Linked DNA regions of Mus musculus: region 2 is linked to region 1. A link is a loop called in an ENCODE intact Hi-C map of the cell type or tissue named here. Cell type or tissue: left cerebral cortex. All regions are shown on one strand. Links, peaks and the distances in the headings refer to the core of each region. The heading gives the core; the rest is flanking DNA.

The links. A loop is a pair of places that touch in the nucleus more often than their neighbours do. Peaks named below come from ENCODE experiments on the same cell type or tissue, not always from the same donor. Only the 100,000 strongest peaks of a DNase experiment are listed, where the experiment ranks them.
Region 2: it touches region 1 in a loop (1.8-fold over the local background); 13 of 42 quality-filtered maps call a loop at or near these places.

What each region holds. Positions count from the first base shown.
Region 1 is chr2:122,448,547-122,464,126 of GRCm38, reverse strand. It overlaps Slc28a2 (solute carrier family 28 (sodium-coupled nucleoside transporter), member 2), which reads right to left. Exons shown (of 20, transcript NM_172980.4): 8 at 14,223-14,364; 9 at 13,088-13,201; 10 at 12,522-12,599; 11 at 12,064-12,144; 12 at 11,563-11,643; 13 at 9,521-9,646; 14 at 9,308-9,438; 15 at 8,727-8,895; 16 at 8,371-8,568; 17 at 7,725-7,806; 18 at 6,145-6,243; 19 at 5,848-5,959; 20 at 2,994-3,707. The coding sequence ends at 3,590. Among named protein-coding and RNA genes, the nearest start is that of Slc28a2b, 29 kb to the left of the region's middle. In left cerebral cortex, for the core only: no CTCF peak of the experiment used is centred there; a DNase peak (open chromatin) is centred at 7,568.
Region 2 is chr2:122,508,384-122,523,963 of GRCm38, reverse strand. It overlaps Slc28a2b (solute carrier family 28 member 2b), which reads right to left. Exons shown (of 18, transcript NM_001085518.1): 6 at 9,456-9,597; 7 at 6,897-7,010; 8 at 6,382-6,459; 9 at 5,924-6,004; 10 at 5,422-5,502; 11 at 2,208-2,333; 12 at 1,996-2,126; 13 at 1,415-1,583; 14 at 1,052-1,249; 15 at 416-497. Among named protein-coding and RNA genes, the nearest start is that of Slc28a2b, 31 kb to the right of the region's middle. In left cerebral cortex, for the core only: no CTCF peak of the experiment used is centred there; no DNase peak of the experiment used is centred there.

The DNA.
Region 1 (15,580 bases), core at 3,625-11,624:
AACTTGTTTTAACTTGTTTTACATTTTGCTGTATTTTGTTTTGTTTCGTTCTCCAAACACGTGGGGAAAATTCTTACAGTCATGGCTAATCTGGCAATGACTGCCACAGAGGCCAACCTTGAGATAGAGACAAAAATTTACTCTTAAAAAAAAATTGGGCTGGTGAGATGGCTCAGTGGGTAAGAGCACCCGACTGCTCTTCCGAAGGTCAGGAGTTCAAATCCCAGCAACCACATGGTGGCTCACAACCATCCATAACGAGATCTGACTCCCTCTTCTGGAGTGTCTGAGGACAGCTACAGTGTACTTACATATAATAAAACAAAAAACAAAAAACTTATTGCCGGGCGTGGTGGCGCACGCCTTTAATCCCAGCACTCGGGAGGCAGAGGCAGGTGGATTTCTGAGTTCGAGGCCAGCCTGGTCTACAAAGTGAGTTCCAGGATAGCCAGGGCTATACAGAGAAACCCTGTCTCGAAAAACCAAAAAAAAAAAAAAAAAATGTAACGAGCACTGATACACACTGAGCCATGTTGCTAGCCCCTACCCTATTACTTGACTGACACAAGAATCCTCTCTGAGAACGGACGGGCACATTCTTGTTTGCTGTTGTCTACCTTTGTCTCACTTAAACCCTTGCTTCTGATTGAGGTGCATTAACACTCCTGTCCCACTATCAGTCAGTATGTGTGTCTGTCCATAGGTATCTCTCGGATAAATTGCACTGCGTGCAATCCTGGAAATTGCTACTTCTTCTTGAAATGCTTCCTCAACTTCACCCTTGGTGGCCAACCTCTCATCCCCAGGACAGGTCATTCCAAGGAACTAGTATTCCCACTGGAGCCATTTGATGACCTGGTTACCCCTGCTCCTTGGCTTACCATCATTATTTAAGACAGTATATGGCTCCATCAATTCTGAACTTTAGACTTGTATCTTAACCAGAGCAAGGACTTCTAGTCTGTAACCCTCAGCAAACTCCAGCCCAAATGGACCCATCCTCTAATCCCGCCCTTCTGAGACTAGGTAGGAGAGGAGTTAGGCATATGTGGGGCAGGGTGCCAGGTACCCCTGGAGAAAGTAAAATATGTCTATGGTAGACGTATGCAAAAAGTATTCGCCTTCATTTGCCTGATCTATTAGAAACAAAATACCTTAAATCAAAAGGGCACTTAAACAATAGAAATGTATTCCTCACAAATCTGAAGGCTGAGAAATCCCAGATCAGAGCAGCAGAGGTTGGTGTTTAAGGACCCGATTCCATATACAGGCCCATCACTCACCAACAGGCAGAAGGACAAAGTGTTTTCTGATTCTTCAATCATTGCATGGATCCCATTCATGAGAGCTCCACCCACATGACCTAAACACACTCTAAGTTCTCACCTCTAATACTAACACTTCCTGGACAGGGTCTCAATACATGAGTGAAGTGGGGTACAAACATCCACATTCTAGCACTGCTAAACTTAGGACAGGAGATATGGAATCAAATGAAGGCAGGAGAAATGAGAGCCAACACTCGCTATGCATCTCTGTGTCACAGTGATGATGCTAGAGAGGAGATACTGCATCTTCCACAGCAAGCCTTCTATGAAGCTGTAGTTATTTTCACTTGAGAGGGTAGGGACCTTGAAGGGTCACTTACCAGGAAGGTAGGGATTTTTAAGGAAACTCAGTAGTTGTGTATGGTGACTGAATGATCACGCTCATGGGTAGGTGGCATGACACAGTGTACAGTGATGAGAAAAACAATCTTGGGTTGACAACATAGACTAATGGGTATAGGTGCTAGCACACAGGTTTAAGACTTGAGGCCAATCTCCAGATTCCAAAAGGTGGCAGTACAGACCTGATTTCTGACACAGCAAGCCTCTGATTGCTGATTCATGCCTGCATACTTGGACAGAAAGGTTACCCTCTAACCTATTGATGATGACCCAATCATTCCTAGATGTTTTGGACACCCAGCCTCTCTGTGATCTGTGACTGCTCTGGGTAGCTCCGTGGAAGCATTGCTGTCTATGGCACTGCCTCTGCCACCCCCTCCACTGGGCTGTTCCTGGGTTCTTTAGAATGGCACCAGCACCAGATCATAAATCCAGCAGAGTCTCTTGCATTTTTATTTGTTTTTCCTTCTGATTTGTTGAGACAAGGTCTCTCTCTGTAGCCCAGGCTGTCCTGAAGCTCACCCTGTAGACCAATCTGACCTCATGCTCACAGAGATTCAAGTCATATGTCACCCACACTTGGCCCCTTACTGAGGAGCTGAAGCCAAGAATAGTGAGGTGCTGGAGAGACAGTTAAATAGCCCTGGTGTGAGTGCTGTAGTGAGGGTGCTGGAGTTACAGAGTTAAGTAGCCCTTGTATGTGTGCCCCTTACCCATTTCTGTTGAGAGAAATCCTCCCGGGGTCTAACTCAGGCTATCTGGCCAGCTTTTTGTAGGGTAATTCTTATAGATGGTCCAAAACTATTTTAAAGGATTCTAGATAAACCTGAACTGCAGGTAACTGGCACTGAATGAGAATACCAAATCAAAATAAGAGCCTGGTAAATTATGGATATTCCTTAGGATTTTATGTATTGGGGCTTACAAGAAGGTTCAGTGGTTAAGGGTATACTGTTCCTGCAGCAGACAGGAGTGTAGTCCCCAGCATGCATATTGGGTGTCTCAGGACCACCTATACTTCCAGGTCCAGGTGGCTCCCATCTCAGGGTTCCTCTGGCACCTGTACTCACACGCACAATTTTAAAAATGCTTACTTTTTAAAAAATGCTTTATATCCAGGCAGTGGTGGTGCAGGCCTTTAATCACAGCACTTGAGAGGCAGAGGCAGGCAGATTTCTGATTTCGAGACCAGCCTGGTCTACAGAGTGAGTTCCAGGACAGCCAGGGCTACACAGAGAAACCTTGCCTCAAATAAATAAATAAATAAATAAATAAATAAATAAATAAATAAATAAATAAATAAATAAATAAAACAACACTTTATTACAGGAATCATTTTTATTTCTTTATGAAAATAAAAGAAGCTCTTGTGTTTATAAGTCTTTGGCAATACAAAAAGAATGTGTGTCTTTAAATTCACACATGTTTCAATATAACTTTAAAAATATCTCCCCTCACATCCACTCCTACACTAGGACATGTCATGTTTGGGCCAGGCTTGCCTTGAATCTGAGGTAATCCCCTTAGCTGTGAGCCTACAGGTAAGAGACCACGGGGTTTGCCACCATTCCCAAGTTAAAACTAAGCATCTACTTTGATTTCCCCACTCTCCCCACTCTGGGCCAGGCCCGGGGTTGAACCTGGATCTTAGCCCTCACCACACACATATTTTCTCCTCAGTTACATGCCCACCATACTTTGGCTCAAGAGGGTCTATAATGAATTTCATGTCTGGTAACCGGAATTTCATGTCATGCCGCTGGAAAGGTAAGGGCTGATTTTTATACAGAGCTATAGTGAGCTCAGAAATTTCACTTTGTGGAGTTTAGTGGGGTTCTCAGAGAATAGGAAGTACATGAAAATGTATTTGGTAATATGAATCTGTTCTATGAGAACTGTCTTGGAGCGGCCCACCAGCCTCATGCACACACAGTGCTGGTATAGAGGTCACAGCAGCTAGCAAGATTCCTGAGGCTGGACACATTGTCTTGCCAGGGGCCTGAGAAAGAAGGCATGTTGGTGCCATTCAGCGAAGTACTGAAATGATAAAACCAGATGCACAGGGGTCAGACACAAACAAGGCAAAACAATCGACAAGTTTTCCAAATAACTGAGAACAAACCTACTGTGCATAGATCTGTTGTCATAACCAGGACATGAGATCCAACTGAACGAACTTGGCTTCTCACGCTTTAGTCGACGCTAGAACAGAACCCTGACCATTGTCTGCCCAGAGCCCAGCTCCTAACCTCAGGTCAGTTACAAATGTCTGGCATTTCCAAACAGTTGAGAAAAAAATTAGACCTTATACATGATCCAGAATTTAATTTAATAAAAAAAAAAAAGCTGATAACTAGGGCCACTTTCCTTTTGAGAAAGAAATACTGTTTATACTTTATTGCTACAAATTAATTAGACAAAGTTATTTCTCTTTTTCTCAATTTTTGATTTTCATTCTATTCAAACTGAAACAGAATTATATCACTTCTCTCCATCATGTTCCTCCCTCCAGCCCCTCCCATTTATCCTCTCTTGAATCCCTCCCATATTATCCTCTACTCTCAAGTTAATATCCACTTTTTTATTATCATTACATATAGACAGACAGACAGAAAGAAAGACAAATCCAGCTGTTATTTTTCTCATATTCTAATTCCATGTGCAGGTGTGGGTGTGTGCATGTGAGGGCAGGTGCCTGCAGAGGACTTAAGCATGGGACCCTCTGGAGCTGGAGATGTAGGTGGTTGGAAGCCCTCAGTGTGCATGGGGAAATAGAACTCAGGCCCTCCAGGACAGCAGCCTGTTAGTCCACCTGCAAGAGCTGCATCTGAACAGCTACTTAAGCCAGACTCCAGCTGACTTGTGAGTGGATTTATATGGTATTTGAGCCCCTGAAAATATTTCTCTGGGCTTCTAGATGCCAACCATTCTTAGAATATGTCTTTAGAAAATCCACTGAGAATATACACATTAGAACTCCACCAGACAAACAATCTAGCCACTTTATAAATTCTGCTTTAACAATAAATGAAATTTGCAATTCACTTACTTTTACTTTGTTTCTTAACCTGTTCTACAGCTAACATCTGATTAAGAACAGGGACACATCAAGGACATACACATTGCCTCCTAATCAGGCTCCAGATCTGACCTCTCTCCTGAGCCTCAGACTCCAGTTGACTTGTGACTCACTTTATATGCCAGTCACTCAGGTACCTCCAAAATAACATATCCAGAACCAGAAGAGGCCATGCCTTTAGCCTTCTCTCCTATTTCTTGTTCCTCCTTGTGATGGACACACAGACCCAAGTCAGAAAAGACCATTCTTTCCCCTCTTCACCCTGGGCCTTTCTTCTATGAAGTTGAGGGTCACTCCTATCGACTCTCCCTTCTGTGGTGCCTGTATCTGTTAAGTGTCTTACTCTCTTGCTAAGACTGTTACAGTGATGCGTTTGCTCTCCTTGTTACCAAACACCCTTCCATAAAGCACAGCTCACCATGCTGGGGTCCAGAATCCTGCAGGTCAAAATTGGACTCCTCGAGGTGTTCATGCAAGGCCTTTCTATAACGGTTCAGTCTTGCTTCCTAGAGCTCTCCCCACTCACCTGCAGGCTACTACCAGCATGCACCTTTTTGGCTTTTACCACATCAAATATTCTACTTCCTCATTCCTTCTATGTGTCCCAAAACTCATTCCTTGGGCTCAGTGATAGGTTCCTTTCATATTCTAGAATATAGTAAACAAGGTAACCTTCACACTATCTGAATTCAAGTTTATCTTTTCAATTTAAAATCTGTCTTCTCCTGGTCTGCTTTATTTCTATCTGGAAAAAAAATCTGAGTTTTAGACGACTGTAAAATCATCATTGTCTACTCCATACATTTCAGTCACAATAAACACAGGAACTTCTTAACCAAGAGACCAAACTTCTTTCCCTTCTGCTATACAACACCAATAAATGGAACCTGCCACACACAGTAGGACTAATAATGAAGATAAAACCTACTAAGAGAAAAGAGTCCAGACTATCAATCACAAGCATCCATGTTGTGTCTCATACACTCCACACAGCTTCCAAGACTCTGTACTCAAGACCTCCATCTCCCAACATCCAGAAGTTCCCTTCATATAAGAGGATATGCTAGGGGGGGAACAGAAACCCTGGTGTTTGCCTACCTCTGGAAAAGCTCTCTGCAGCACACATATGTCTCATAGGTTCTATTGGTGAAATTTGTGTTTAGGAATGAGACACAGTCAGTTTCAGCGCCTCTGGGAACATAGAGGATTCCTGCATGGAGAAGATAATAGTTATTTAAAGAGACAGATTTGACACATGCACTCCAACGTTCTGTTTTGCTTGGATGGGAGTTGGTAACACCGTAGATTAGGTGTCTGTGGGGTAGATGGTTAGTTAAATAAACATTCTGAGAGAGATCCTGTAGTCTCTGCCAGAGACAATACTTAGGCACCTACCTGCCATGCAGGCACTGATAAAGGAAACACAGGCACCTGTGAAGAGGGCCCTGACCACAATCTTGCACAAGTCACTCTTCCTCTGGGGTATCATGGATGCTGTAGACAACAAGAGAAAGCAATTGATGTCTTCCTCACACAGCAAGGAGGTGTAGCCCATCAGTCCCCATTAGAAGAATGAAAAAACCAGGTCAGAAGACTAGTGTTCTTCGACCAACCACCTAAGCCTGCTAAAGCTTCCTTAAGAGGTGCATACATACATACATTAGTCTTGACACATAAGTCAGACTTCTCCTGGATCAAGGATTGTATGTCTGACCCTCACCTCAGTGGTTCTGGAATGCATTCAAGATAAATCTCAATCAAGCAGGACTCTGAGCTGCTCCCATAGGCACAGATGCCTGTGTCAGCCAGTTGAGGTCTACACCAGTAAGTCCAGAGTGGAATTACATGGAGAATTTGAGCCAAAGGACTGGACAGGACAGCATCCATCTCACTTCAGCCCAGAGTCACAGCTAACATGTGGCAGACATACAGCAGTGTGGATGAGTATTTTATAGAGAGGAAAAGGACCAAAAAGAAACTGTTTCAGGAATTACATGTAGAATTTGAGCCAAAGGACTGGACAGGAGAGCATCCATCTCACCTCAGTCCAGAGTCACAGCTAACACCTGGCAGACATACAGCAGTGTGGATGAGTATTTTACAGAGAGGAAAAGGACCAAAAGAAACTGCTTCCTTAGCTATCAGGGACATAAATTTAGTGAATCTACCCCAGATATTATTGCCAGAAGTGGCGTTTTAACACACTCTTTTCCTATATTTCTTCTTAGACTTTGTAACTTTGTTTTTCCAAGTGCTCAGCTCGGAATTCTGAGACACACATACACACAGAGAGACACACAAACACACCTACAGATCCACCACATACACACACACACACACACACACACACACACACACGCACGCACGCACGCACGCACGCACGCACACACACACACACACACACACGCACGCACACATGCACACCCACACACAGATCATCCTCCAAGACCACCACCCCTCTCCTGGTATTCCTGCAACCATCACTCACAGTCAGCACCCTGAACACCTCTGCTTCACGTACTAATGGCTTCTCTGTACTACCGGACTCTCAGCTTTTGCCCAGCAAGATATGATGCTCACTGACTCCACTTATCTGCTTTGTCTCCTGTTTTCCTTTGGCTTTTTAAAATTCCTGTGCAAATATCACTCTTATAAAAGAAAAAACTGTTGGGAAGATTAATTTCAGAAAGAACTTTTGGCAGTTTAACAGCAAGATAGAAATATAATGTTCATAGCTTCTTCCTTATAGGAAACTAAAAATAAAACCTGTTTGTGCCTTGGCAGAAAGGAGAGCAGGCAGATGAAGCATTGGTTGTAAAGGATATACCATAGTGAGCTGACTGCATTAGCTCTGAGCTACATGTGGCCTGCGAGGTCCACTTCACTCCAGATTCTCTATCTAGCCTCAGCTGTGCAGTGAGCAAAGGCTGGATCTGCCTGGCATGTTGAGGACCTGGGGGAATTGAACAACTCACTCAAGCCTCCCAGTGTGATTCCTATGGAACTAAGATTGGCAAATCCACAGAGGGAAAATGTTGTAATGATTTCAGCTTTCACCTAGAGCAGAGAAAACAAGTAGATAAATTTAGTCCTGGTGGGTCTCAGAACCATGTTAGAAGTTCCAAGGCACACCAAATCTTTCTTACAGTATTCTAAAGAATACACAAAAGATACTCAGAAAACAACCAGCCCCTGTCTTACAACCATTGTCATGATATGGTAATACCACCAGACTCCTTGCCCAGTAGGGTTCTTATTAAAGATACAGAGAAAATGACCTAGAGATGCTAAGAGAGAAAAATTGTTTCATAGAGGTTTGAATGTGTAGATAAAGGGTCATCAGGACATCCAGGAGAAGGTATGTTCTTTGGACTGTCCTAGTGTAAGGAAGCAACAATTATCTCATAGATCAAAGTTGGGTCAGATTTCAGGAGAGAACTAACACAGAGACCTGGAGCAGGAGCTTGGGTCCTGACAAACGTGCTTCTGCTTGTCTCATGCATAGGCTGGGACACTGAGAAACATTTGCAGTCCCACAATGTTTATGTGGCATGCTGTACCTTCCCTTAGATATGCCTGGCCCAAACCTCTCGCTCTGTAATTCGCTGGATTGTCACTTACAGAAATCCACTGTTTCTCGCCATTGATCCACTCTTCTACTCCAGAGAGACGTTTGTTCTTGTACTGAGACAGTTGCTGGTAGGCCACAAATTCATTTATGAAGAACTTGACTCCCACTATCTCAGCCACCAGTGGGCAGTCTGCCCACTGTACACCCATCATGAAAACCATGGGCCTTAGGACATAGGAGCAGATGACCTGAGAAAGAAGGGAAAGGAAGAGTAGACAACAGAAGTCAGGCACCAGGAGCTGCTCCAGACACTTAGCCGCCTCTCCTTCCTCTACCTCCTTCTCCTCCTCAGGCTTTCAGTTTACTGAGAGTCAGGAAAACATGCCCAACACATATAAGACTTTACCTGGAAACTGAGTCCATGGATATCCACCATTTCCCCCAGCCAAGAGAGGGTAGCATTGATGAAGGCCAATACAGCCAGAAAGGCAATCAGGTTGGCTGCAACATTAGCAACAAGGCTTATGGCATCTGTGGCTCCATTGCTTGCAGCTTCCAGGATATTCCTCTCTTCCCTGTGGTTATTGGGCACAGAGAAAGAATATGCTATCTACAGTAATCTCAGCTCCTCAGAGAGGAGCAGCTCTATAGACCCTAAAATGGAAGAAATGGGTAGCCAGCCATTTTGAGGGGTGCTGGGAATCCTCAGTAATTATAATAGTGGAGATTACTCTGAAGTGATTCAGATATTATTGCATGAAAGTCTGATGCCAAGGACATAGAATATTTGTATAATATCCCACTAATGCCAGGTGGGAAGGTTAAGTCGAAACAAAACAAAGACTGAAAATGATTAGCTGGAAGCAGGGTAGCAAAAGGGGACATGGAGTGACAGACCTTCTTCCTTTGGGGAAGCTGGAAGTCTCTAGCACCCTGGGCTTCCTCAGGTAGCACACCTTATCATCTCCTGAACTGTCCCCAGCTCACCCTCGAGGCAGCTTCAGTCCCTCCTTGCTCTTGAACTTGGACTCTTCGACTTCTGGATATACCAGTTTGGACAAGGCAAGTGCACAAGGGGCAGCCATCACTGAGGCAGAAATCAAGGATGATGCATCAATCTGTAAAGCCAGATGGGGATTAGCACCACTGTGGGGCCTCAACATGAGTGCACCATGAGCAATTATGTTGACTGTGCCTCACCCCAAAGGATATGAAGGCTCCCAACACTGTGCCTGCTATGGTAGCAAAGCCTCCAGTCATGACTGCATGGATTTCAGAGATGGTCATGTCTGCAAGGTAGGGACGGATGAGCAGAGGCGCCTCTGTCTAAAAACAAAGAAAAATAGTCACACACCAAGAGGGTATCACTCCCCAAGTCAAAGTGCTTATCCCAGATAGAGAATGGACCTATCAGATACATGCCCTTCCAGTCAGTGGACAAAAACCTGCCCAACCATCTCCATGAGGTCCTGTTTTCACGTGTTCCTCTAGCATATTATAGAATACTGTAGACAACTGGTGTTCATTTACTTTGTTTTCGGTGTCTAAGTCCATGAGCTTAGTGAGTAAATTATAGAGTACAGTTCCATTGCTGACCACACACTAGATGTCTACAGAGCATGTATTAAAGGAACTGAAAATAGCTTATCTAAGCTAATGCTGTATGAAATAATAAGAAAATAATGTCAAGCCAACAACAAAGTTCAGCCTGGAGACCTGATATCAATATCTAGAACCCATAAGGAAAGAAAAACCCGGCATCCACAAGTTGTCCTCTGACCTCCATATGAGAGCCATGATACATGACTACTTACACACATACGAAAGAGAGAGAGAGAGAGAGACAGAGAGAGAGAGAGACAGAGAGAGAGACAGAGAGAGAGACAGAGAAGAGAGGAGAGATGAGAGAGGAAGAGTCATTAAACAAAATATAATTTTTTAATGAAATGTCTGTAATTTTTATTAATTAGGAAGATTCAAGGAGGAAATGACCTAGCCTTAATCTATTAGGTCATGTATCCTTTAATGAGTGTCAGCAAAACGATGGATTAGCTTAGTAGAGCACTAAGGCAAGGGCCCTGCTCTTAGATGATTAGGTCTAGCTGGAAAAGTTCAACTGATTATAGATAATTTTAGCAAAATGTAAGGTCATGATAAAAGAATCCAAAAGTACTGTGAAAACAGATCAAAAGCAGATAAACAGCCCAAGGCTTTGGGAGAAAAAGACCCCAATTGTTAACTTCTTACTCATTTGAAAAACTATTGTCCCTAATGTTGATTTGACCAGTCAATAGCATAGATTTAACACTGAAATGGTTAATGTTGATTATCAATAATTGATAGAATCTCCTCAAAATGACTCTAGGAATGCCTGTGAGGGGTTATCTTGATAGGTCAGCCTGTGAGAGATTATTTTAATTAGATTAAAGCAGAAAGACCCATTCTAAAAGTGGTTAGGACATTTCCTAGGCTTGGGTCCTGGGTGCTGGGCACAAGCACCAGTGGCCTTAAGCTCCTGTCACCAAGCTCTTCCCAATAGGGTGGCTGTACTCTCAAGCCGTGAGTCAAAATGAATCCTTTTTCTCTTAATACACCTTTTTTTTCCAAGGTATTTAATCACAGCAAAGAGAAAGACATCTATTGCACACAAACACATGCTCTTCCACACAGATGGATACACTGAGAAAGATGCTGTGTGAAGAAGAGTCCTGACAGTTCTGAGCAAGACAAGCCATTGCCTCCTCAGAGACCTCAGAAAAATCACGGTGAATCACAGCAAGAAACCAGAGGTAGCTCAACCATCCTTCCCAGCTCCTGAGGGGATAAGGCTTAGACTAGGACATTCCCCTATATAAGAAGCTGGATAGTGTGTCTGGACTGTGCATTAGGCATCGAGTTCTCCTTGACCCTCTGAGGATTCTTTCATAAAGACTGACTGCCCCATGGTCTCCATTTATCTGACTTCCATAAGAAAAATGAGCTTTTCAAGCCATGTGATGACACATGTGTATATGTTCAGCACTTGAGACGGGGGGAAGCAGGAAAATCAAGAATTCAAGTTCAACCTCAACTACATAGTGAGTATGATGTCAGCCTGGACTACATGAGACCCTGTCTTAGAAAAACAGGAAGGAAGGAGGTTGGGAGGGACAGGAGAGGGAAAATCCTCTTTCCAAATTTGTTCTCTGCCAAGCTCTCAGTTCTTGAGAGATTAGAAAAACAGAAGGCTCCAGGGTACTTACCATCCCCACAAAGATGTTTCCTGCCACGGCCAGGGTCTCTGCAGCAGTGGTACCCATGGTAATTTGCAGGAACCAGGCAACCTACAAGAAACCAGACACATAAATCTTCAACATTAGCAGGAGTCTTGAATAGTGTCCAACAAAACCCCTCCCTGCTATTCCATTTAGTGTTAAAGAAACTGAAGCCTGGAGAAATAGTGTGGCCCAGAGTAACAGAACAAGTTGCAAACATATTAGCCAGAGCTCAGGCCTTGGGGCTTCTAGAACAAGCAAATTCAACCCAGTATGAAAGAGCTTCTTACCATGTTCTGCCTCCAGCCTATCTCAGGCCTGGGCAATCATTTGATACCAGGATGCTTCAGAGAGATTGCCTTTTCAAATTGGTTCTCATTCTCCATATCCTATGTATTTACTTTCTCCCCCAATGTGTAAGTATAAACTCATTCATTCCCCCTGAAAGATCCAAGCTGAAGGTCCTTTTGTGGAAACCAAATGCCTCACCTTCTGAATCACCCACTGCACAAGGCCCAGGTAGTAAAGAATAGACATCACACATCCGAAGAAAATAATGATTGGCAGAGACTGCAACAAGAACGGAGGCAGCGTGTGAGAGATTGTACTGTGTGTGCTCAGTGTGTCGTGAGCTAGGTCTTGCAGGCTTCTAAACAGAGCTCTGGGAATGACCAGGGAATTGGATGCAGTGTAGTTTAGGAATAAACTCAGAATGCACTGCAGGCTATCAAACTATCAGCATTAAACACAGACTATTTCCTGAGCCTCTCCCCGCACCCAACTTTAAACCAATTTCATAATGGTAAGGATCATGGGGAAAGAGTAGACTCCTCTCCAGGATCAAGTTGGTAAATGCTTTCTGGTCTTGTGAACACACACATTGTTCCCATCTCTATTCCCCTGTCCTTCACTGGCATTGTCATTCCTGCCCACAAAACAAGTTTTACCTGAAAAGCAAAAACATTTTGGACCAGTGTATCACCAAAAACAAAACTGGATCCTTCCACAGTATAAGCCAAGAAAATCTGAAGTGGGAAGAAAAGGGACAAGAGTTAGGACAGGCGGGCCACAGAGAAAGATGGGATTGGACTCAGGTGTGACCACCTGTGAGCCATGTCCCAAAAGTTGGTCACGAAATGACAGACTCAGCAAATCACTTCTCTACACTTACATTGTCACCTGAACCCCATTACTCTCTTTCTTTACCCGACCACATTCTGTATACTACCTGAACCCCACTATTCTCTCTACCCAACTGGATTCCGTATTCTCACCTGAACCCCATTACTCTCTCGCTTTACCCGACCACATTTTTATACTACCTGAGCCCCACTATTCTCTCTACCCAACTAGATTCTGTATTCTCACCTGAACCCCATTACTCTCTCTCTTTACCTGACCAGATTCTGCCACACCATCATTACGGTGTAGTTCCAAAGCCCTCTGCTTCCCTAAAATCAACCTTCTCTGGGGTTCCTGGTAAAGAAAAACTCTGACATTCAACTCCCTGTACCTGGATCTGATCTCCCAGCCATTGAAATGCATTAAATCCAGGTTCAGTTCTGATGACCAAAATTCCAAAGATGAACTGAAGGCCCAGGCCCCAAAACACCGTCCTCCAGCACACCTGGGACCAAAAAGAAAATATTCCAGCATGAGTTACAAACCTTGCTCAGCCATTGCCTAATTCAACCATGTGCTGGGAGTGGGGCTCAGTGAGGGTGGTAACAGTCTCAGATAACATAGCTGTGCTGGCTAGTTTTATGTCAACTTGACACACACTAAAGTCATCTAAGGAGAAGTAATCTCAATTGAGAAATGCCTCCATAAGATTGAGCTGGAAACAAGACTGTATGGCATTCTTAATTAGATGGAAGAGGGCCTAGTCTATTGTGAGTGATGCCACCCCTGGGCTGGCAGTCCTGGGTTCTATGAGAAAGCACGTGATCAAGCCATGTTGAGCAAGACAGTCAGCAGCACCCCTCCATTGCATCTGCATCCGCTCCTGCCTTCAGGATCCCGCCCTGTTTGAGTTCCTGTTCTGACTTCCTCTGATGATGAACAGTGATGGGAAAGCATAAGACAAATAAAACCCTTTACTCTCCAAGTCGCTCTCAGCCATGGAGTTCCACCACAAAAATAGCACAGGGAACAGGAAGAAGGGTAAGAAAAAGTATGATGATATTGTAAATAGGCAAATATATCCATACTGATTTTTAAAATAAGTTAGATTACAGTAAAGACACATACATGCAAATAGCGTATGCAAACATCAATCCTGCACAATGCCATATGATTCTCTGACATGATCTGTTTTCTTCCTTCCTGCCTGCCTTCCTTTCTTTCTTCCTTTTTATTTCTTCCATTCTTTCTTTTTCTTTCTTTCTTCCTTTCTTCCTTCCTTTCTTCCTATTTGATTTTATTTTTCTTTAATGCTGACTAGATTCATATATACCACAGTAACAATTAACAGACCAAATGTCTCTAAAAGCTTTCAAACTCGCATAGGAATAAACCTGTCAGAGGAAGATTCCAGAAAATATTGGTTATCTCTGTCTTTATCATGAGTACCTGGCACGGACACTTTACAATCACATAGCCCTTGCTGTGTGTTTCTATGCCCAAGCTAAATCCCCCCCCCAACTCACCGCACTGTGGTGTTTGGAGCAGGCAAAGAGGATGAGGATGAACATACAGATTCCTGCAAAGGAGATCAGCTGCTCTGGTCTTTGAGCTGTGTCGAGAGCCAGCCAGAGGATGAGGCCAACAACAGAGAGTCCTACGAACACCCTGGAGGAGGAATGACAACACTCTGTCACCAACTCAGGTGATGAACAGCAGAGAAGCTCCTAGTCAGAGAATCCCTGAGATAATGCAAGAGCTTATTCCTCGTTAGACAGAGATGGACCTTGAGAATCATCTGGTAGCACCCTAGCATCTGCTTCCCCCTCCCAATTTACATAAATAAGTGTCTGATCTGAGGATACAAACCACATAACTTCTCGTTTCTCATACAGACATATCAATAAAATGTGATGTACAGACTCATCCATGAAGGATGAAGGTGCTTCCAGTGACTAATCCAAATACTGAAAACAGAAGAAAATGATGAGCTGGTCCCCTGTGGATTGCTACTCCTTTTTTAACCACTCCAAAGGCTAGGATCAAATACACCATCTACGGACTTAAAGCCTTTACTACATAGACTAGAGGCTGCAGATATAGCTTAGCAGAGCATTGCCTAGAAGTTACAAGACCCTGGGTCCAATCCCTAGCCTACCAAGATAAATAAGGAGTCAGTCATGTGTTGCAAACCTTAGGAAGAGGAGGCATAAGGAATGTGATTTTAAGATTGGGATTTGGGATTGGAGAACTGGCTGAGCACCTGAGAATACTTATGCTTGTGGTGGACTCAGGATCAATTCCCAGCACCCACACAGTGGTTCACCAGCCATCTGTATGTAACTCGAGCCCAAAGGGATCTGATGCACTCTTCTGTACACAGTGGTTACCAGTCATGCATTAGGCACACATGCATACATGCAGACAAAACACTCATACACATAGAATTGAAAAAACAGTTCATTTATGTTTATGAGCAAGTTTGCGCCTAGACTCTAAGAGTGTTTCTCAACCTGTGCGACAAGACGCCTTCGGGCGGTCATATATCAGATAACATACATATCAGATATTTACGTTATAATAACCATCATGTAATTATGATACATAACAGTGACAAAATTGCAATTAGGTTAGCAATGAAACCATTTTCTGGTTGGGGGTTACCACACCATGAAGAACTTAATTTAGAGGTCACAGCATTAGGAAGATTGACAGCCACTGCTCTGAGGGGCTATAAAGACAAAAACAGGTAGAGGGGCTCTGGAGGACTAGAGGGGAAGGAGCTAAATCACAGGGCAGGAAGAGGCAACCTGGCCTTTGCATAGGTAAGAGCCTGGAGGCCACTCAGGAACTGTCAAAAGAAGATATTCAAGAGATGGTTTTG
Region 2 (15,580 bases), core at 4,582-12,581, 59 kb before region 1:
GCAAGATATGATGCTCACTGACTCCACTTATCTGCTTTGTCTCCTGTTTTCCTTTGGCTTTTTAAAATTCCTGTGAAAATATCACTCTTATAAAAGAAAAAAACTGTTGGGAAGATTAATTTCAGAAAGAACTTTTGGCAGTTTAACAGCAAGATAGAAATAAAATGTTCATAGCTTCTTCCTTATAAGGAAACTAAAAATAAAACCTGTTTGTGCCTTGGCAGAAAAGAGAGCAGGCAGATGAAGCATTGGTAGTAAAGGATATACCATAGTGAGCTGACTGCATTAGCTCTGAGCTACAGGTGGCCTGCGAGGTCCACTTCATACTAGATTCTCTATCTAGCCTCAGCTGTGCAGTGAGCAAAGGCTGGATCTGCCTGGCATGTTGAGGACCTGGGGGAATTGAACAACTCACTCAAGCCTCCCAGTGTGATTCCTATGGAACTAAGATTGGCAAATCCACAGAGGGAAAATGTTGTAATGATTTCAGCTTTCACCTAGAGCAGAGAAAACAAGTAGATAAATTTAGTCCTGGTATGTCTCAGAACCGTGTTAGAAGTTCCAAGGCACACCAAATCTTTCTTGGTGTTCTAGGGAATGCACAAAAGATGCTCTGAAAATAACCAGCCCCTGTCTTACAACCATTGTCATGATATGGTAATACCACCAGACTCCTTATCCAGCTTGGTTCTTATTAAAGATACAAAGAAAATGACCTAGAGATGCTAAGAGAGCAACAAGAAAAATTGTTTCATAGAGGTTTGAATGTGTAGATAAAGGGTCGTCAGGAAATCTAGGAGAAGGTATGTTCTTTGGACTGTCCTAATGTATCTCATAGATCAAAGTTGGGTCAGAATTCAGGAGAGAACTAACACAGAGACCTGGAGCAGGAGCTTGGGTCCTGCCAAATATGCTTCTGCTTGTCTCATGCATAGGCTGGGACACTGAGAAACATTTGCAGTCCCACAATGTTTATGTGGCTTGTTGTACCTTCCCTTAGATATGCCTGGCCCAAACCTCTCGCTCTGTAATTCGCTGGATTGTCACTTACAGAAATCCACTGTTTCTCGCCATTGATCCACTCTTCTACTCCAGAGAGACGTTTGTTCTTGTACTGAATCAGTTGCTGGTAGGCCACAAATTCATTTATGAAGAATTTGACTCCCACTATCTCAATCACCAGAAGGCAGTCTGTCCACTGTACAGCCATCATGAAAGCCATGGGCCTTAGGATATAGGAGCAGATGACCTGAGGGACAGGGAAAGAAGGGAAAGAAGAAGAGACAACAGAGGTCAGGCACCAGGAGCTGCTCCAGACACCTAGCTGCCTCTCCTTCCCCTACCCTCTTCTCCTCCTCAGGCTTTCAGCTTACTGAGGGTCAGGGAAACATGCCCAACACATATAAGACTTTACCTGGAAACTGAGTCCACGGAAATCCACCATTTCCCCCAGCCAGGAGAGGGTAGCATTGACGAAGGCCAATACAGCCAGAAAGGCAATCAGGTTGGCTGCAACATTAGCAACAAGGCTTATGGCTTCTGTGGCTCCATTGCTTGCAGCTTCCAGGATATTCCTCTCTTCCCTGTGGTTATTGGGCACAGAGAAAAAATATGCTATCTACAGTAATCTCAGCTCCTCAGAGAGGAGCAGCTCTATAGACCATAAAATGGAAGAAATGGGCAGCCAGCCATTTTGAGGGGTGCTGGGAATCCTCAGTAATTATAATAGTGTAGATTACTCTGAAGTGATTCAGATATTATTGCATGAAAGTCTGATGCCAAGGACATAGAATATTTGTATAATATCCCACTAATGCCAGGTGGGAAGGTTAAGTTCAAACAAAACAAAGACTAAAAATGATTAGCTGGAAGCAGGGTAGCAAAAGGGGACATGGAGTGACAGACCTTCTTCCTTTGGGGAAGCTGGAAGTCTCTAGTACCCTGGGCTTCCTCAGGTAGCATACCTTACCATCTCCTGAACTGTCCCCAGCTCACCCTCGAGGCAGCTTCAGTCCCTCCTTGCTCTTGAACTTGGACTCTTTGACTTCTGGATATACCAGTTTGGACAGGGCAAGTGCACAAGGGGCAGCCATCACTGAGGCAGAAATCAAGGATGATGCATCAATCTGTAAAGCCAGATGGGGATTAGCACCACTATGGGGCTCAACATGAGTGCACCATGAGCAATTATGTTGACTGTGCCTCACCCCAAAGGATATGAAGGCTCCCAACATTGTGCCTGCTATGGTAGCAAAGCCTCCAGTCATGACTGCATGGATTTCAGAGATGGTCATGTCTGCAAGGTAGGGACGGATGAGCAGAGGTACTTCTGTCTAAAAACAAAGAAAAATAGTCACAAACCAAGAGGGTATTACTCACCATGTCAAAATGCTTATCCCAGACAGAGAATGGACCCATCAGATACATACCCTTCCAGCCAGTGGACAAAAGCCTCCTCAATTGTCTCCTTGTGGCTTGTTTTTCCCTGTTTCTCTATCATGTTATATATTACTATAGACAACAGGTGTTCATTTATTTTGTTTACCCTGCCTATATCCATGCACTTAGTGAGTAAATTGTAGAGAAAAATCTACTTGCTGACCACACACTAGATGTGTACAAAGCAAGTATTAAATGAACTGAAAAATGGCTTACCTAAGCTAATGCTTCATGAAATAATAAAGAAAATAATGTCAAGCCAGCAAGAACGTTCAGGCTGAAGACCTGAGATCAGTATACAATAACCACATTGGTAGACAGAAGGAAAGAAAAAACAGACAACCACAAGTTGTCCTCTGACCTATGAGAGCCATAATACATGAGTACTTATACCACACATTCACATGAAAACACATACACACACACACACACACACACACACACACACACACACACACACACACACACACAGAGAGAGAGAGAGAGAGACAGAGAGACAGAGAGAGAGAGAGAGAGAGAATAAAATACAATTTAAATGAAATGAAATGTCTGTAAATTTTTATTAGGAAGATTCAATATAGGAAATTACCTACATTTAATCTATGTGGCCATTTATCCTTTAATGAGTGTCAGCAAAAGAATGCATTAGGTTTTAAGGCTATGCCAGTGCCTGGCAAATACAGAAGCGGATGCTCACAGTCATCTATTGGATGGAACACAGGACCCCCTAAAGAAGGAGCTAGAGAAAGTACCTAAGGAGCTAAAGGGATCTGCAACCCTATAGGAGGAACAACAATATGAACTAACCAGTACCCCCAGAGCTGTGTCTCTAGTTGCATATGTAGCAGAGGATGACCTATTCAGCCATCAATGGGAGGAGAGGCCCTTGGTCTTGCAAAAATTATATGCCCCAATAGAGGGCAATGCCAGGACCAGGAAGTGGGAGGGGATGGATTGGGGAGCAGGGTGTGAGGAGTGTGTAGGGGGCTTTGGAGATAGCATTTGAAATGTAAATGATAAAAATATCTAATAAAAAAGAATGTATTAGCTACTAAGAACATAAATGCAAAGCTCTGGCTCTTAGATAACTTAGAGTCTAGCTGTCAAAATTCAACTGATTATAGATAATTTTAGCAAAATGTAAGGTCATGATAAAAGAATCCAAAAGTACTCTGAAAACAGATCAAAAGCAGATAGACAGTCCAAGGCTTTGGGAGAAAAAGACCCCAATGTTAAATTCTTACTCATTTGAAAAACTACTGTCCCTAGTGTTAATTTGACCAGTCAATAGCATAGATTTAACACTGAAATGGTTAATGTTGATTATCAATAATTGATAGAATCTCCTAAAAAATGACTCTAGAAATGCCTGTGAGGGGTTATCTTGATAGGTCAGCCTGTGAGAGATTACTTTAATTAGGTAGATTAAAGCAGAAAGGCCCATTCTAAAAGTGGGTAGGACCATTCCCTAGGCTTGGGTCCTGGTTGCTGGTCACAAGCATCATTATTTAGCTGACTTAAGCTCCTATCATCAAGTTATTCCCAACAGGATGGCTGTACTCTCAAACTGTGAGTTAAAATTGTTAGGAGCATCCCTGTTTGAATGTTAACTGCCTTGTCAGCCACAAGTGCTTACTTACAAAGTCTTGGCCTTAGTGGAAAAGTACTAGCTTAGTTGACATTTCTGTGGGAAAAATTGAGGCCTCTGTAGGAAAATACTACCCCCAGTTAAGAACAAATCCTATAGATCTTGTGGACAGGTACCTAGCAACCCACTTTGTTCTGTTCCTCCTGCTGAACTCTTTAGCTAGCCAATATCCTGCTTTTTAGAATATGTGCATTTCTCCAGAAACAAAGCAATTCTGCATCATTCCCCTCCCCATATCCTACTTCTATGGGTATAAAACCTGCCTGGGTAAAATAAAATTTGTCAGCTTGATCAAACAGACTTGCTTCCAGGATTTGAGTTTATTGCCCCCCATTCTCTCCACAGGTGGCTCCTCAGACCCTGTTTGACTGTCCTGAGGGCTGGGACAAAAATAAATCCTTTTTCTCTTAATATGCCTTTTTTTCCACGGTATTTGATCACAGCAAAAGAGAAAGACATCTATTCCATACAAACACATGCTCTTCCACACAGATGGATGCACTGAGAAAAATGCTCTGTGAAGAAGAGTCCTGATAGTTCTGAGCAAGATAAGCTATTGCCTCCTCAGAGACCTCAGAAAAATCACGGTGAATCACGGCAAGAAACCAAAGGTAGCTCAACCATCCTTCCTAGCTCCTGAGGGGGATAAGGCTTAGACTAGGACATTCACCTATATACCTGTGTAAGAAGCCAGATCATTGGCTAAGGACAACCTTCTAGATAGTATGTCTGGACTGTGCATCAGGCATCAAGAGTCAAAGAAATGAACTAAGTTCTCCTTGACCCTCTGAAGACTCTTTCATAAGGACTGAATGCCCCACGGTCTCCATTTCTCTGTACTTCCTCTGAAAAACGAGTCTAGGAAGCTGCGTGATGACACAGGCATATATGCCCTGCACCTGAGAGACAGAGGCAGGAAGATCAGAAATTCAAGGTCAACCTCAACTACATAGTGAATATGTGGTCAGCCTGGGCTACATGAGACCCTGTTTTAGAAAAAAAAAAAAAAAGAAGGGAGAAGGCGGGGGATGGAAGAGGGAAAATCCTCTTTCTAAATTAGTTTTCTGCCAAGTTCTCAGTTATTGAGAGATTAGAAAAACAGAAGGTTTGGGCTGCAGAGATGGTTCAGCAGTTAAGAGCACTGACTGTTCTTCCAGAGGTCCTAAGTTCAGTTCCCAGCAACTACAAGGTAGCTCACAACCATCTGTAATGGGATCTGATGCCCTTTTCTGGCATGTCTAAAAGAGTGACAGTATACTCATACATATAAAATAAATAAATAAATAAAACTATTTTTCAAAAGAAAGAAAAGCATGAAGCTCTGGGTTACTTACCAGCCCCACAAAGATGTTTCCTGCCATGGCCAGGGTTTCTGGAGCAGTGGTGCCCATCTTGCTTTGAAGAAACAAGGCAATCTAAAAGGATTCAGACACCTAAATGTTCAACGTTATCAGGAATTTGTATAATTCCCAGCAAAACTCTATCCCCTTCCCAACTCCATTTACTGGTAAGAAACAGAGACCTTTAGTAATTGTGTGCCTTGGACTTATAGAACAAGTTGCAAACATATTAGCCAGAGCTCTGGCCTTAGGGCTTCTAGAGCAAGCAAATTCAACCCAGTATGAAAGAGCTTCTTACCATGTTCTGCCTCCAGTCTATCTCAGGCCAGGGCAATCATTTGATACCAGGATGCTTCAGAGAGATTGCCTTTTCAAATTGGTTCTCATTCTCCATATCCTATGTATTTACTTTCTCCCCCAACATGTAAGTATAAACTCATTCATCCCCCTGAAAGATCCAAGCTGAAGGTCCTTTTGTGGAAACCAAATGCCTCACCTTCTGAATCACCCACTGCACAAGGCCCAGGTAGTAAAGAATAGACATCACACATCCGAAGAAAATAATGATTGGCAGAGACTGCAACAAGAACAGAGGCAGTGTGTGAGAGATTGTACTGTGTGTGCTCAGTGTGTCGTGGGCTAGGTCTTGCAGGATTCTAAACAGAGCTCTGGGAATGACCAGGGAATTGGATGCAGTGTAGTTTAGGAATAAACTCAGAATGCACTGCAGGCTATCAAACTATCAGCATTAAACACAGACTATTTCCCGAGCCTCTCCCCGCACCCGACTTTAAACCAATTTCATAATGGTAAGGATCATGGGGAAAGAGTAGACTCCTCTCCGGGATCAAGTTGGTAAATGCTTTCTGGTCTTGTGAACACACACATTGTTCCCAGATCTATTCCCCTGCCCTTCACTGACATTGTCATTCCTGCCCACAAAACAGGTATTACCTGAAAAGCAAAAACATTGTAGACCAGTGTATCACCAAAAACAAAACTGGATCCTTCCACAGTATAAGCCAGGAAAATCTGAAGTGGGAAGAAAAGCGACGAGAATTAGGACAGGTGGACCACATAGGAAAATGGGATCAGACTCACGTGTGACCACCAGTGAGCCATGTCCCAAAAGTTGGTCATGAAATGACAGACTCAGCAAATCACTTCTCTACACTTACATTCTCACCTGAACCCCATTTACCCAGCCAGATTCTGTAAACTACCTGAACCCCATAACTCACTCTCTCTCTCTTTACACAACAAGATCCTATATACTACCTGAACCCCACTATTCTCTCTACCCAACTGGATTCCGTATTCTCACCTGAACCCCATTACTCTCTCTCTTTACCTGACCAGATTCTGCCACACCATCATTACGGTGTAGTTCCAAAGCTTTGTGCTTCCTTCAAATCAACCTTCTCTGGGGTTCCTGGTAAAGAAAAACTCTGACATTCAACTCCCTGTACCTGGATCTGATCTCCCAGCCATTGAAATGCATTAAATCCAGGTTCAGTTCTGATGACCAAAATCCCAAAGATGAACTGAAGGCCCAGGCCCCAAAACACCGTCCTCCAGCATACCTGGGACCAAAAAGAAAATATTCCAGCATGAGTTACAAACCTTGCTCAGCCATTGCCTAATTCAACCATGTGCTGGGAGTGGGGCTCAGTGAGGGTGGTAACAGTCTCAGATAACGTAGCTGTGCTGGCTAGTTTTATGTGTACTTGACACACACTAAAGTCATCTAAGGGGAAGGAACCTCAATTAAGAAATGCTTCCCAAAAATTGAGCTGGAGACAAGACTGAATAACATTTTCTTAATTAGCAATTGAAGGAGGAAACCTAGACCATTGTAGGTGGCTCCATCCCTGGACTGGTTGGTGGTCCTGGGTTCTATAAGAAAGCAGGCTGAGCAAGTCAGTCAATAAGCAGCATCCCTCCATTGCATCTACATCTGCTCCTGCCTCCAGGTTTCTCCTGTTTTTGCATTTCTGTTCTGACTGCATTCAATGATGAACAGTGTCTTAGTTATGATTTCACTGCTGTAAAGAGACACCATGACCAAGGCAGCTCTTATGAAGGCAAACATTTAAGTTGGGACTGGTTACATTTTCAGGTTATGCCATGCCTCCAAGCTACATCTCCTCTGATAAAGACATGCTTTCTATTAGTGCCACTTCCCATGGACCACGAATACCACCACAAGCAGTGATGCTAAAGCATAAGCCAAATAAACCAGTTCTTCCTTAAGTTGCTTTTGACCATTGTTTTCTATCACAAAAATAGTACCCTAAGGCAATGGCATGGGTAATAGGGAGATAGGTAAAGGGAAATACACAAGTATTGTCTGTCTGCCAAAAACCAACCACAGCCTGGAGAGGGGTTCTCAGAGAAGGGGTTTCTGGGAGTGGTGAAAACAAAGGACTCAAGAAGTCAAATTCTGGCTTCAAGCTGGTGGCCTAGGTTCTGCTGAGGTGGTTTTCCTGACTGGTGTGTGTGTGTGTGTGTGTGTGTGTGTGTGTGTGTGTGTGTGTGTGTGTGTGTGTGCTCTACTGTGCTTTAGACAGCTTTTTTTTTGCTAATTCTAAAAACTCTAATTGAGACAGTTCTCTCTATTAGTAAAAATTCTAAAAGTTCTCTGGATTGCTCATGGGTTTTCTGACCAAAGTCAGAAAAGCTGCTATAAAAAAATTCTTGAATCTTCTAGCCAAGCTGAAATCTTATTAGAAAAAAATTTTTGAAGGGCTGTTTTTGCTCTCCAGACATCTCCAGACAGCATAACTCTCTCTAGAGAAAATTCTAAAGAACTGCTATAGCTTTCTGCTAGCTCATCTCATGCAGACCACAAGCCCAGTTTTTTATTTACATATCAATTGAGTTATATATTCCAGGTTTTCTTTCAATTATCTTATGAATTGGCGTCCTTTGACTCCAGCCCTTTGATTCTTAGGAGAGAGCAAGCATACATTTTCTTAACATTGCAAAGGAATTCAGAGATCTGTCTGCCTTTGTAAAACATAGACAATAAGGTAGTCGGGTGGGACCCTGCCCTGAAATTAATACTTTCACTATGCCTGGGTCTAACCTTGCTCAGTCCTAGGCTGACCCTGAACTCAGGAATCTATCTGCCCTTGTAAGCATAAACAAAAAATTTAGCTGGTTGGGCTCTCTTGAGATCACCACTCCCTAAATCTCTTTCTCTTTCTTTAGTGATTTTCTAACAAGTTGTCTCACAGTGCAGCTGCTTTTGTTGCTTTAGATTCATGAAGCCCCTCATATAATTCACTTTGCATCCTTATTATTTGCATAGTTGAAAAATTATATATTTTCAAACGCATGTATTTAGAGTCTTTTCCCATAGTCTAAAAGGCTACCCTAAAGGTCTCATTATTCACAATTTTACTGAAATATAGTTATACCCTAGACTCCTGGACTCCTGCTGTTTCTAACCATCATGGAGTCACTAAAGTTAACAGCAAGGACATACCTTAGAAGGAAAGAGTCCTTCACTGCTAGAACTGGTTCCAGAAAATATGTACATTATTACACAAACAAGCTTTATGCCCACAGTAGCCATTGACACTCATGGAGGCTCACACCCAGGCCCTGTCCCAGGGTCAGGAACCATGTCACTCTGTCCCCTCCAAAGCCATGCTGGGGTGGGTCCATATTGTTTAAAATAAGTTACATGATAGTTATTTCACACACATACAAATAACATTCACAAGCATCATTTTTGCTCAGTGTCACCTGATTCTCTGCCATACTCTATTTTTTCTTTCCCTCTTTATATTCTATTTATTTTTAGCACTGACTAGAAACCATAATTACCATAGTGACAATCAAGAAGCCACAGATCTTTAAAAGTTTTCAAGGTTTTCATAGGAATAGAGCTGTCAGGAGAAGATTCCGGGAGGTATTGCTTAGGTCTGTCTTTATGATGAGTACCTGACATGGGCACTTTACAATCTCTACATAGCCCCTGCTGTGTGTTTCTATGTCCAACCTAAATCCCTCAAACTCACCGCACTGTGGTGTTTGGAGCAGGCAAAGAGGATGAGGATGAACATACAGATTCCTGCAAAGGAGATCAGCTGCTCTGGCCTTTGAGCTGTGTCGAGAACCAGCCACAAGATCTGGCTAACTACAGAGGCTCCTGGCAACACCCTGGAGGAGGAATACCATAGCTGTGTCACAAACTCAGGAGAAGAGCAACAGAGAACTCCCTTAGTCGGAAGTTTGATGAGATAAAACAAGGGCTTATTCATTACACAGAGAGGAACCTTGAGAATGATCTGGTAGTTCCCTACCTTCTAACCCCCAATTTACATAAATTAGTGTCTAATCTGAGAATACAAACATATAACTCTCATTTCTCATACAGACATATCAATAAAATGTGATATATAGATTAATCCTTGAAGGTGCTTCTAGTGACTAATCCAAATACTCAAAACAGAAAGAAAAAAAATGATGTGTTGGCTCATGTGGATTGCTATTTATTTCTAACCACTCCAAAAATTTTTAATATCAAATATGTTATTTGTGAACTTACAGCCTTTACTACATAGACTGGTGGCTGGAGATGTAGGTTAGCAGAAAATTTGGCTACAATATACAAGACCCTGGGTCCAACCCCCAGCTTCCCAAAATAAAAAACAAGCCATTCATGTAGTGCAAACTTTAAGAAGTGGAGGCAGGAAATCATGATTTTAAGGTTGGGAATTGGAGGATTGGCTCAGCTGCTAAAACACCTGTTCTTGTAGAGAACTCAGGTTCAATTCCCATCACCTACATGGTGGCTTACCAACCACCTGTAGCCCCAGTCCCAAGGATTTACTCCCCTCTTCTGAACACAGTGGTCACCAGGCATGCATGTGGTACACATATACCTGCAGACACTAAAACAGATCAATCTGTAGATCTTGACTCCTTTAGTGGTGTCTGTCACATATGAGATATCCTGCACATCAGATATTTTCATTTTGATTCATAACAATAGCAAAATGAAAGTTAAGAAGTAGCAACAAAACCATTTTCTGGTTGGGGGTCACCACAGCATGAGGAACTACATTAAAAGGTCACAGCATTAAGAAGGTTGATAGCCACTGCCCTAAGGGGCTGTAAAGACAAAAGCAGGTAGAGGGGCTCTGGAGGACTAGAGGGGAAGGAGCTAAATCACAGAGCAGGAAGAGGCAACCTGGCTAATAGCTTGATATAAGTGCAAGCATCTGCTCTGACCACTTCACTGAGGAGAAGCATGGATTTTCTCACATCTGTCATGGCCTCTTGGGATTTCAGACTGAGTCCCAAGTGCACCAGCAATGCTGACCCAAGACTATCAGAAACAGGACTAGGGCTAATAAGCCTGTTGCCATGTGTTCTCTACATTTTGCCTTGCTATAGGTAAGAGCCTGGAGTCCACTCAGGAACTGTCAAAAGAAGATATTAAAGAGATGGCTTTGATGCTCAGACATCTCTTGTCAAGGATGCACAAGGCCTTGGGTTCACCGCCCAGTACTCCATGAACTGAGTGTGGTAGTGCATGTGTAATCCTGGCACTCAAGAGATGGAGGCAGGATATCAGAAGTCCAGAGTCATCCTTTGCTACATCCTTGGCTACATAAAGAGTTCTGAGACCACCCTGGACAAGAGACCTTGTCTCATGATAAAGAAAAGAAAAAGAAGAGAAAGGAGGTAAGAAGAGGGCTTTGATCTCATTAGTGAGTTAATCCACTGACCCATTCACAATTAAAAAGACTCCTATGTTAGGAGATGGAGGAAGCTATAGAAGCTGAGACCCAACTGGTGGAAGTCAATCACCAGGACATGCCCTCATAAGTTACACCTTGTGCCAGGTTCCTTGACCTACTGACATCCTATTGCAGATAGCCCTGGGGCTATTGGTAATTTGATGCTAATTACATTCTCTGGGGAAGGGCTTCAAACAAGGAATAAATCAGCACTCAGGTGATTCCCAGTAAACCTTTTTCCCACCTTAATTTGCAAAAAAAAAACCAAAGTCTAGAGCCTGTGATTGGGCAGAATAAGGCAAGGTGGAGCTGAAAGTTGAGTGAGAGAAGGAGGTGGAAGGAAGGTAGAGCAGAAGGGCATGGTCTGGAGAAACCACAAATTATAAGGAGTCTCATAGATGGGGAATATGTAGATAGTGTAGCTGTAGATCTGCCCAATCTAGGCACACAGCTTGTACACCTATTAATTGAGTTGTGTTTTCATTGCCAGGGCATATTTGGATTGGAGAATTACCTCAACAAATTGGTGCCCAATGTATTGATTTGAACTCAACTAAACTGAGATAAAAGTTCACAGCCTTCAACCACCAAATAGGGCTTGAACAGTGATATAGGCTGCAGCAGTATGGATTAGAAACTGACTTGAGTCTGAGGGGCCTACAGAGAGACAGAGAGGCTCACTCCCCCAACATCCAGATAGAGAGCTAAGGCCAGGGGCAGCACCTCAGCTTGGAGCTAGAGAGGAACAGGTGACCCTGGAACATAAATGCCTGCAAGGTAGTATTTGGGCAGACACAGTGAACTTATAGAAGCATCTATGCCCGTGAGAGTCTTTCTGTGTTCTCTTCCCCATATCCTTTGCCCCCCCCATCCTGTCTCTCCTACCCCCAAACAGGGACACAGAGAGATGTGGCTCTTTCTGCCCTCAACCCCTGCTGTGAATAAAGAATCAGGAGACAAAGGTACAAAGGGCTCTGGACCAGGTAATTCATTGATATAAAGAGGGAGATACAGCCTTTTGATAAAGATGAGAAACACAATAAATATCTTTTTGGCTTTATGTGATAATATTTAGAGGAAATAGACACTATATCATTTACCAGTATTGCAATATTTATTCTCTCGATTTACTATGTCTTCTCAAAAGACAGGGCCCTAGATAAAAAATATACTTTGCCTTGGAAAAGATATTACAAGTAATTCTAGAACCACTAGAATTGGAGACACAGGAAGTTATAGAACAGAATAAGAGACAGAAAGAGTAGGATGAAGGTTGGAGACAGAAGCTAGAGAAGATGCTAGAATAAAGACTTTTAAAGTTCATAGGTGAGTCTGAGCAACAGAGATAAGTTTAAGACTTGGCAACATAGCCTAGTGGAAACACTAGAACTAAAGGTTCAGGATTTCATCAGAAAGAGGAGAGTGAAAGTTGGAGACAGGAGCTAGAAAAGACACTAGAACAAAGGATGTAGCAGCTCACAGATCAGAATGAACAGTAAGGAGATAGAGATAAAATTTGGAAGCAAACCCTAGAGGATATTTTACTGAAGCTAGCAAATCAAAATAAGACAGGCAGATGGTGCAATATTGGAATTACAACATAAAGAGTAGCTAAGATTATGGAAGCAGGGCTTAGAACAGAAGATACAGGAAATTATAGAACAGCATGAACAACAGAAAGAGAAATTTAAGACTTGGCAACGGGTTTAGAGAAAACATGAGAATCAAAGACAAAGGAAATTATAGATCAGAATAAGAGACAGGAGGATGAAAATGAAGGTGAGAGACAGGTGCTAGAAAAGATACTAGAACAAAGGATGCAGCTGCTCACAGATCAAACTGAGCAGCAGAGAGAAAATAATGAGGATTGGAAACGAGACTTGAAGAATAACCTTTTAAAAATTAATCAAAATAAAATGGACAGCAGACTATGAGAATTGCTTTTTAAAGAAAAAAATCAAAATGTGAAGGGAGACAGCTGACCAGATAGATGGTATAACAAGATGGTTGCTCTAGGCAGAGATCCAAACAGAAAAATGGTATAAGGATATATTGTTCTAATATGTCTTAACAGGATACACAAAATCTGTCTAATGTGGGCTCCACCAGAATTCTGGGTTTAAATCCTGCTTTGATTAGCTGCCTGCTTATAAGCAGGTACAGATAGAAGTGTGAATAAATTGTGTTAAGATGATCGGCGGGAGCCATCTTGGTTCCGGGACTCCACCAAAGTAGTCTGCACAGGTGAGAGTGTGCACTACAGAAGCTAACAGCTTCTGGGATGGCAGGAGCCACAGAGCTTCTGAGGCATCGCTCTTTTCGGGCTCCAGACATCCGGCCACCTTCCCAGCCAGAGGATAGGTGTCTGCCCAGCCCTGGAGAGCTTTGCCTCAGCATCAGCGGAAAACATCTTGGTTCCGAGACTCTGCCGAAAGTTGTCTGCACAGGTGAGAGTGTGGACTACAGAAGCTAACAGCTTCTGGGACAGGCCAAAGGAGCACAGCTTCTGGGAAAGGCCCTGTTTTGGGCCATCATCTTTGGCCAGGAGGGAGGTCTGAATGCCAGATATCTGTGCACCTTCCCTGTAAGAGTAGAGCTTGCTGCAGAGAGTGCTCTGACCACTGAAACTAAGGAGAGAGCTAGTCTCCCAGGTCTGCTGATAGAGGGTAACAGAGTCACCAGAGGAACAATCTCTAAACAGAGAAAACTATAACAACTAACTCCAGAGATTACCAGATGGCAAAAGGTAAACGTAAGAATCTTACTAACAGAAACCAAGACCACTCACCATCATCAGAACCCAGCACTCCCACTTTGCCCAGTCCAGGGCACCAAAACACACCCAAAAAAGATAGACCTGGATTTAAAAGCATATCTCATGATGAGGGTAGAGGACATCAAGAAGGACTTTAATAACTCACTTAAAGAAATACAGGAGAACACTGCTAAACAGGTAGAAGACATTAAAGAGGAAGCACAAAAATCCCTTAAAGAATTGCAGGAAAACACAACCAAACAGGTGATGGAATTGAATAAAACCATCCAAAACCTAAGAAGGAAAGTAGACACAATAAAGAAAACCCAAAGTGAGGCAACGCTGGAGATAGAAAACCTAGGAAAGAAATCTGGAACCATAGATGTGAGCATCAGCAACAGAATACAAGAGATGGAAGAGAGAAACTCAGGAGCAGAATATTCCATAGAGAACATCGGCACAAAAATCAAAGAAAATGGAAAATGCAAAAAGATCCTAACTCAAAACATCCAGGAAATCCAGGACACAATGTGAAGACCAAACCTACGGATAATAGGAGTAGATGAGAATGAAGATTTTCAACTCAAAGGACCGGCAAATATCTTCAACAAAATAATAGAAGAAAACTTCCCAAACCTAAAGAAAGAGATGCCCATGAACATACAAAAAGCCTACAGAATTCCAAATAGACTGGACCAGAAAAGAAATTCCTCCCGACACATAATAATCAGAACAACAAATGCACTAAATAAAGAGAGAATATTAAAAGCAGTAAGGGAGAAAGGTCAAGTAACATATAAAGGCAAGCCTATCAGAATTACACCAGATTTTTCACCAGAGACTATGAAAGCCAGAAGAGCCTGGACAGATGTTATACAGACACTAAGAGAACACAAATGCCAGCCCAGGCTACTATACCCAGCCAAACTCTCAATTACCATAGATGGAGAAACCAAAGTATTCCACGGCAAAATCAAATTCACACATTATCTTTCCACAAATCCAGCCCTTCAAAGGATAATAACAGGAAAAAAAAAAACAATACAAGGATGGAAACCCCGTCCTAGAAAAAGCAAGAAGGTAATCCCTCAACAAACCTAAAAGAAGACAGTCACAAGAACAGAATGCCAACTTTAACAACAAAAATAAGAGGAAGCAACAATAACTTTTCCTTAATATCTCTTAATATCAATGGACTCAACTCCCCAATAAAAAGACATAGACTAACAGACTGGCTACCCAATCAGGACCCAACATTTTGATGCTTACAGGAAACTCATCTCAGAGAAAAAGATAGACACTACCTCAGAATGAAAGACTGAAGAACAATTTTCCAAGCAAATGGTATGAAGAAACAAGCTGGAGTAGCCATGCTAATATCTAATAAAATTGACTTCCAACCCAAAGTTATCAAAAAAGACAAGGAGGGACACTTCATACTCATCAAAGGTAAAATCCTCCAAGAGGAACTCTCAATTCTGAATATCTATGTTCCAAATGCAAGGGCAGCCACATTCATTAAAGACACTTTAGTAAAGCTCAAAGCACACATTGCACCTCACACAATAATAGTGGGAGACTTCAACACAACACTTTCACCAATGGACAGATCGTGGAAACATAAACTAAACAGGAACACAGT